Regions from separate parts of the Homo sapiens genome. Here region 1 is linked to region 2. Evidence: read pairs that join two places in POLR2A ChIA-PET (ENCODE). Cell type or tissue: GM12878. All regions are shown on one strand. Each heading gives the region's core, and the rest is flanking DNA. Links, peaks and the distances in the headings are about the cores only.

Region 1 (4,400 bases), core at 153-4,152, 140 kb before region 2:
AGGTGAGATGGGAACTATTGATTTCTACGATTGCCACAGTCAGAATCCAGTATGTGAACTAAGCAAATGATCAGAAATAATAGGTTTGGCCTCAAGTCTTGCCTTGCTGCTGGTTAGTAGTGAGCTTGTAAGAAATGAGAAAGCTGGGGCTGGGCGCGGTGGCTCACGCCTGCAATCCCAGCCCTTTGAAGGCGGAGGCGGAGGCAGGCAGATGGCTTGAGCCCAGGAGTTCGAGACCAGCCCGGGCAGCAAGGTGAAATCCCATGTCTACTAAAAATACTAAAATTAGCCGGGCGTGGTGGCCGCGCGCCTGTAATCCCAGCTAAGACATGAGAATAGCTGGAACCCGCGGGCGGATGTTGCAGTGAGCCGATTGCGCCACTGCACTCCAGCCTGGGCGGCAGAGCGAGACCCTGTCTCCCCCCGCTCTCCCCCCCCGCAAAAAAGAGAGAGAAACCTTTTGAGGTAAGGCCAACAAATAATGTAATAATGAATATTTATTGAGTGCTTACTACCTACCAGGTCCTGTACTAAGCATTTTATATGTTAACTCAGTTTATCCTCGTCATAACTCTGTGAGGATTCTAGCGATGGAGAGCACGGAACCCAGAACCACATTGTCTCAGTTCAGGTCCTGGACTAAGCATTAAATTAAATTAATTAATTAATTAATTATTTGAGACGGAGTCTGGCTCTGTCGCCCAGGTTGGAGTGCAGTGGTGTGATCTCGGGTCGCTGCAACCTCCGCCTCCCGGGTTCCAGCAGTTCTCCTGCCTCAGCCTCCCGAGTAGCTGTGATTACAGGCACACGCCAGCGCTGGTGGCCGGCTAATTTTCATATTTTTAGTAGAGACAGGGTTTCACCATGTTGGCCAGGCTGGTCTCGAACTCCTGACCTCAGGTGATCTGTCTGCCTTGGCCTCCCCTACAGGCGTGAGCCGCCGCACCCGGCCAGCATTTTATATATTAACTCAGTTTATCCTCATGATAAGTCTGTGAGGGTTGTACTCCTAGTGATTGACAGCATGGAATCCAGATCCACACTGTCTCCTTTCAGGTCCTGCCTCTGCCACTTTGTAACCATGTAACCGTGGGCAGATGATTTCCCAGTGCCTCATCTGTAGAAAGGTGACAGTAAGTAGTGTTTACCACATAGGGTTGCTGAAAACATTAAATGAGTCAGAAGGCATATGTGAACTGCTTAGAACAGGACCTGGTACACAGCACTGTATTTTTCCACATACACTATATATATGTGTGTATGTCTGTATGTATGCTTTTATTTTTATACATACACTATATGTAGTATGTCTGTATATATGCCTTTATTTTTATACATACACTGTATGTGTGTATGTATATATGGCTTTATTTTTCTACATACACTACATATATGTGTATGTATGTCTATGGCTTGGTTATTTTTATACATACACTATATATATGTGTATGTATATATGGCTTTGTTATTTTTATACATACACTACATATATGTGTGTATGTCTATATATGGCTTGGTTGTTTTTATACATACACTATATATATGTGTGTATGTCTGTATATATGCTTTTGTTATTTGTTGTTATTTCCATTTTACAGAAATCAGAGGCATAGAGAAATTAAGTAACTTGCTCGAAGTCATACAAGGTAGTTAAGTGGTGGTGCCAGGATTTCAGTCTGATTCTAGAGCCTCAAGTTGTTTTACACCTAGATTTCTTACGTTTCTAGGTTTTCTGTTTTCTTTTTTGTATGTGTTTTGTTTGATGATTAGTACGTTCAAGTGAAGAAAACTGAGGGGTAGTTCTCTTGGAGGTAGCAATGAAGTGCTGTGGAGAGCTGAAACAGCTTGATATCTTTCTTTCCCCCAGGAACATACAGCAGTCCCTCTATTGCCTTTCTTTTGGTGAGAATTTTACAGAAATGGGATGAAGAGATCATCCCATTTCTATCCTAGACATCATCTATCCTAGGCAGTTACTATGCTTTGTGAATGTTTAATCTTACCAGGTTTGCAGAGGTTTTTTTGTTTTAAATCATGGCTTTGCCAGGTGTATATGAATTTCACATAGAGTACCAAGTTTACCAATAGCTGGCCTCATGGTTCAATTCCTTAATTTGAAAATCGGTGTTATGGTGATACTTATTTCATAGGATTGTTGTGAATTAAGTGAATACATGTCAGAACTGTTGGTACTAACATTGCTGGTGCCTGTGCTGTAGTACTTACCACCACCACTGCTGCTACTGCTGCTATTACTATTACCATGTATATTCCTCTAGTGCTATGGAAGAAACTTAAAATAGCTCATTGTAAGGAATTTTTTTTTTTTTTTAATTCTGATACCTGTGTATCTATTCATTGGGCAGGAGAAAGCCGTTTTCTTTTTTTAGATTGAAAGAATCCTCTCGGCCATGGTAGCTCATTTGACTTATTTGAAGATATAGGTAGTAAAATGTTGAAATGTGAAATGTAATTTTATATTTAATATGCTCTGCTACTTCTGATTTTTAGTTATATTTAGACTTTATATGCTGTATTTTATTTTATTTATTTATTTATTTTGAGACGGAGTCTTGCTCTGTCGCCCAGGCTGGAGTGCAGTGGCACGATCTCGGCTTCCCAGGTTCACAACATTCTCCTGCCTCAGCCTCCCAAGTAGCTGGGACTACAGGCGCCCACCGCCACACCCGGCTAATTTTTTGTATTTTTTAGTAGACACAGGGTTTCACCATATTAGCCAGGATGGTCTCGATCTCCTGACCTCATGATCCGCCCACTTCGGCCTCCCAAAGTGCTGGGATTACAGGCGTGAGCTACCGCACCCGGCCTATATGCTATATTTTAAGATGAACTTTGTTAGTCAGAATTGTACTTTGCCTCTTTTTTTTAATGCTCCCCAGACAAAATTCATTTTTTTGGTTTACTCTCAAGGCTTGAGATTTTAGACTTTTGATGAAGAGTAAGTAGCACTTTGTGAAAGGAAAGTGGTGTCTCATAAATAGTGTCTTCCTTGGTATTCCCTTTATGCTTATTGAGATACATGTTTATATATCTGATGTTGACCTTTTAATTTTTTACAAAAGTTTTTGAGTGCCCTTAACTTTGATGAACTTTTTCGTAGTTGGACATTAATTTCAAGAAGACAACTAAATATTTTGGGGAGATTTGAGATATTTTGTGTGAATATTTGAGTGTAATTAAGAGTCTTAAAGATTAGAGATTGGTTAGGTAGAACAGTAATATATTACAAAGGACCTTCAAGTTATATTTCCTTCTCTGACTTCTGGAAAGACTAATTATAGTGACAAAAAAATTGAGTTTAATTAGTTTCATAGAGTTTTATTAAGAATTTGTTGACTGTATGCAATTTCTTTGTTTTATTTGCTTTCTCAATTATGAAATAATACTGGAATTAGGACTATGGAGGAAATGTTTGTGGGTTTTTTTTTTTCTTTCTTTTTTTTTTTTTTTGAAAGACAGTCTTGCTCTGTTGCCTAGGCTGGAGTGCAGTGGCGTGATTGTGGCTCACTGCAGCCTTGACCACTTGAGCTCAAGGAATTCTCCCACCTCAGCCTCCTGGGTAGCTGGGACCACGGGCACGCACCACCATGCCTGGCTAATTTTTAAAAATTATTTGTGGAGATGAGGTTTTGCTGTGTTGCCCAGGTTGGTCTCGAACTCTTGGGCTGAAGCATTCTCCCATCTCACCTCTAAAAGTGCTGAGGTTACAGGCATGTGCCCAGCTGGATATTTCTTAAATGAGTATTTTTGGCTTCTAGTAACCTCTTTTAACAGATATAAATGGGAATCTGGAGTACATTTAGTTTTCTGGTCTTCACCTTGTTCTGTTGTGTATTTTTGTTTGTGAATTACCTTGGGGCAGTTTGGAAGTATGTTTGGAAGTAATGAGGCTTAGATCAGTGTAGAAAGAAAAATAAGGTAACTTGAAGTACTTTGCTAGAGGTGAGTCATTAGTATTTTTTGTACTATACCTTTATTATGGCACTTGTTTAATTTTGTATTTGCTATTTGCATGTCTGTTTCCATCAGTACTTTTAAACTTATTTAGAAAAGGGACCGTATTTTACTTTTGTTTCAGTTACAGCACAACCTGACACATATATTTGTTGCATGTAGTATATGCTCAGTAAATATTTGCTGAATTTCAACATTTAGTATTTTAGTTGAATGGTTTAATTTTTGATTACCTATATATTGGAAGGTGGTCATCTTTTTTTACTTTTTCTTTTTTTTTATGGAGTCTCGCTCTGTCACCCAGGCTGGAGTGCAGTGGTGCGATCTTGGCTCACTGCAACCTCTGCCTCCCGAGTTCAACCAATTCTTCTGCCTCAGCCTCCCGAGTAGCTGGGATTACAGGCATGCACCGCCATACCCGGCTA
Region 2 (4,400 bases), core at 111-4,110:
TTTTGTGTTCCTCAGTGTTAAGCCAGCTGTGGCGAGATACTGATTATGGTTCTTTACCTTTATAACGCTCTTTAATTCCAAGAGATCCTGTTTTACCTTCTTCTTGCTCCTCTCCTTTTCTATACGATCTTCAATGATGACCTGTTCATACTCTCTTATCTGCAAAGATAGACATTCATCATTTATTATAGTACTCTCTTGGCTAAGCTGTAGCCCAGCCAGCCCTGCACTTTTAATATAAAATTTCAAAATAAAACATGCTCAATCTAAAGATAAACCAAAGAAAAAAATGTAATAGATTCCTAGATGGTAAATATTCACATATTAACTTTATAATTGTTCCCAAAACTTTTTCAGTTTTAATAATTCAAATTTAAATTCTATCTTTTATAAAAAATGAAATATGAATTAATGTGTGATCAATGATCTCAAAATAATATGGATTGTTTTTTAAACTTTGGGAGAATGTACATACACAAGTAGTCAGCTGTCTTTTTTGTTTGTTTGTTTGTTTTGAGACAGAGTCTCACTCTGTCTGTCACCCAGGCTGGAGTGCAGTGGCGCAGTGTTGGCTCACTGCAACCTCCGCCTTCTGGGTTCAAGTGATTCTTGTGCCTCAGCCTCCTGAATAGCTGGAATTACAGCCACGTGCCACCATGCATGGCTAATTTTTGTATTTTTAGTAGAGATAGGGTTTTGCCATGTTACCCAGGCTGGTCTCAAACTCCTGATCTCTACTGATCTGCTCGCCTCGGCCTCCCAAAGTGCTGGGATTATAGGCGTTAGCCACCATGCCCAGCAGTAGCTGACTTTTGAAAGAAATTTAGGAAGTTCTGCATTTATTCCATAATGAAACCATAATCACAAGCTTGTTAGAAATCATCACTGACTCTCTCCAGAGGTCATAAACTAAGAATAATCACAGTATCTGTCTCAAGGGGCTGTGTGGGTAGCACCTTGGACAGAGTAGGCACTACGTAAGTTAGCTACTGCAGCTGTCCCCGTCAGCAGCAGCAGCATCTAAAAAGAATCCTGGTGGCTTATAAGCGCACCTCTACTTTTGACCCCAAATAGCAATACCCAGCTACTGTGGCCTATTTGCCACTCCTTCCTCGGTGAGCACCCTGATTCCTTCCACTCCCTCCTCAGTGAGTGCCCTAATTCCTTCCACTCCCTCCTCAGTGAGCACCCTAATTCCTTTCACTCTGTCCTCAGTGAGCGCCCTAATTCCTTCCTTACCATCTTTGCCAGGTCTTGAAGGTGTGCTAAGTCACTGGCCTTTGTGGCTTTGAGAGCATTTAGTTCATTCTGTTTCATTTCTGTGTCCTTATCGTATTTCTCCATCCAGAACTCCAGCCTCTCCTCAAGTTTCTATTTGGAAAGAACATGAAAACATGGCATTCAGCAGACACAAAACGCTGTATACTGTATGATTCCACTTATACGAGTTTCAAGATTAAGCAGAACATTCCATAGTGAGAGAAGGCAGAACAGTAGTTACTTACCTGGGTGGAGAGTTGGATTTCTGATTGGGAATGGGGGTGAGGGGGACTTTGGGATGCTGTAAATGTTCTCTGTATCTTTATCCAGGTGGTGGTTACATGAATGTGTATACATAACTGTTCATCAAACTATACACTAAGTACTTACACATTTTACTTGTATGTTAGTGAATTTTAAAATAGGGGGCCAGGCGCGGTGGCTCACGCCTGTAATCCCAGCACTTTGGGAGGCTGAAGTGGGCGGATCACCTGTGGTCAGGAGTTCGAGACCAGTCTGACCAACGTGGAGAAGCCCCGTCTCTACTAAAAATACAAAATTAGCTGGGCATGGTGGCGCATACCTGTAATCCCAGCTACTAGGGAGGCTGAGGCAGGAGAATCACTTGAACCCAGGAGGCGGAGGTTGCGGTAAGCCCAGATCGCGCCATTGCACTCCAGCCTGGGCAATAATAGCAAAACTCCGTCTCAAAAAAAAAAAAAAAAAAAAAAATAGGGGGAGGAGGGTAATCTAGATGTCTGGATAAGGGAAGTTGCAATGAAGAGGAAACAAAAGGTATGTAGAAAAGTCTGAAGGATAAGGAATAGCATCGGATCTCTCTTTGATTGACAGCACTAAATCCTAGTCAAGAAGGATACAATGTATTCAAAATTCTAAAAGAAAATGAATGTAGGGCCGGGCGCAGTGGCTCACGTCTGGAATCCCAGCACTTTGGGAGGCCGAGGTGGGCAGATCACAGAGTCAGGAGATCGAGACCATCCTGGCTAACACGGTGAAACCCTGCCTCTACTAAAACTACAAAAAAAAAAAAAAGCCAGGCATGGTAGCCGGCACCTGTAATCCCAGCTACTCGGGAGGCTGAGGCAGGAGAATCTCTTGAACCCGGGAGACAGAGGTTGCGGTGAGCCAAGATTGCGCCACAGCACTCTAGCCTGGGTGACAGAGTGAGACTCCGTCTCAAAAAAAAAGAAAAAGAAAGAAAAGCAAGTGAATGTGAATCAAAGATTCTACACATAGCCAACCCAGCATTCAAATGTAAAGGAAAGAAAGACTATACTCAATATTTCTGAGAGAGTTATTCAAGGATGTACTACTGTAGCAAAATAAAATGAAAGAGATATATTAAGAAATGGAAGAGAACCAGTAAAACATGTATTTAAGCTATGTGATAGTTTTTAATCATAAATCATAATTCAGAATTAAAATCCCAAAGTAGGCAGGATAGTCTAGTTGAAAGAGCACAACTCTGGCACTGAAAGAAAGTTTACTTAAATTCTCTAAGCTTCTGGTTCCCTCATATATAAAATTCTATACCTAGCCAATAATACAGTATTACTATTACAGTCATAGTACAAACCTCAGAGGGTTGTTGTGATGCTGAAATAATCCTTGTGAAGTCCACCCACAATGCGCATATATATACATAATATCTGCATATATATTATCACTATATATATTTACATATAAAGTGAATGACTTCAACATGGGATGAAGAGCGAGAGAAGAGGTAAGTGAAGTCTCTTTGCCTTAATAAAGGCAAAAGAAGGTATAAACATTGACTAACTCTCGACAGAGAAATTCTAAAAGTATAAAAATATATGTTAACATTTTAAGAGTTGTGCTCACTTCAGTAACATATATACCAAAATTGGAACAATACAGAGATGATTAGCATGGCTCCTGCGCAAGAGTGACACACAGATTCGTGAAGCATTCCATATTTGTGTACTTTCTAGAAACAAAAAATTTAAAGGTTACCCCTAAAAGAACAGAAATGTGTAACTTTCAGACTCGGGGACGATGCACCTCAAGAGTGAAACATTGAGAAGTTCCTTAGGTGGCACATAGCATAGAATTTTTTAAAAACATGGCTATAGTCAATCATTGCGATTACACTGAGCGGGGTGGCTTGTGCCTGTAATCCCAGCAGTTTGGAAGGCAGAGGTGGGAGGACTGCTTGAGGCCAGGAGTTTGAGGCCACCCTGAGCAACATAGTGAGACCCCATCTCTACAAAAATGTTTTTAATTAGCCAGGTGTGGTGGCGCCTGTGGTCCCAGCTACTCAGAGCCGAGGCAGGGTGATTACTTCAGCCCAGGATTTGAGGGTGCAGTGAGCTATGATTACGCCACTGCACTCCAGCCTGGGCAATGGAATGAAACCCAGTCTCTTAAAAAAAAAAATCTGATTATGTTAGAACAACATGTCAGTTTGGTGCTGTCACATCTCTTACATCTTCTCTTTCTTCCTCTTGTTAACACTTAAAAACAAAAACAAACAAACAAAAAAAACAAAGAGGGAACAGGCTCCAGACAGGCAAAAAGGTCTGGCTACAAGGTAATAACATCATTTGGTATTTTTTGCAATTCTATTTACATTATTTTATTTATTTATTTACTTTGAGATAAGGTCTGGATCTGTCACCCAGGCTGGAGTACAATGGCACAATCTTAGTTCACTGCAGCCTCCACCTCCAGGGCTCAAGTCATCCTCCCATCTCAGCCTTCTCAGCAGCTGGGACTACAGGTGTGCAACACCATGTCCGGCTACTTTCTTGTATTTTTTGGTAGTGATGGGGTCTCATTATGTTGCCCAGGCTGATCTCAAACTCCCAAGCGATCCACCCACTTCAGCCTCCCAAATTGCTGGGATTACAAGTGTGAGGCACCATGCCCAGCCTATTTATACTAATTTCTATTTATGGAAGGTGATACTGGTTTTTCCTTTTATAGTAATGATATAAAAATCTTAATTTAAAATGAATTGATTTATCTGTTTAGGTGAGTATTTAGGTAGAAAATATTGACCGGGTGCCGTGGCTCACACTATAATCCCAGCCAGCACTTTGGGAGGCCGAGCAGGTGGATTACTTGAGTCCAGGAGTTTGAGATCAGCCTTGGCA

Evidence for each region. ChIA-PET counts read pairs that join two places held together with the same protein. Peaks named below come from ENCODE experiments on the same cell type or tissue, not always from the same donor. Only the 100,000 strongest peaks of a DNase experiment are listed, where the experiment ranks them.
Region 1: POLR2A ChIA-PET joins it to region 2 with 7 read pairs; 4 of 35 experiments call an interaction of 5 or more read pairs at or near these places.

Annotation. Positions count from the first base shown.
Region 1 is chr3:197,751,212-197,755,611 of GRCh38, forward strand. The region is part of intron 1 of FYTTD1 (forty-two-three domain containing 1); the gene reads left to right. Among named protein-coding and RNA genes, the nearest start is that of FYTTD1, 3.5 kb to the left of the region's middle. In GM12878, for the core only: no CTCF peak of the experiment used is centred there; no DNase peak of the experiment used is centred there; H3K4me3 peaks cover 3,077 bases; H3K27ac peaks cover 1,548 bases.
Region 2 is chr3:197,891,389-197,895,788 of GRCh38, forward strand. It overlaps DRC9 (dynein regulatory complex subunit 9), which reads right to left. Exons shown (of 12, transcript NM_032263.5): 10 at 1,240-1,371; 11 at 58-159. It also overlaps the pseudogene RNU6-858P. Among named protein-coding and RNA genes, the nearest start is that of RPL35A, 57 kb to the right of the region's middle. In GM12878, for the core only: no CTCF peak of the experiment used is centred there; no DNase peak of the experiment used is centred there.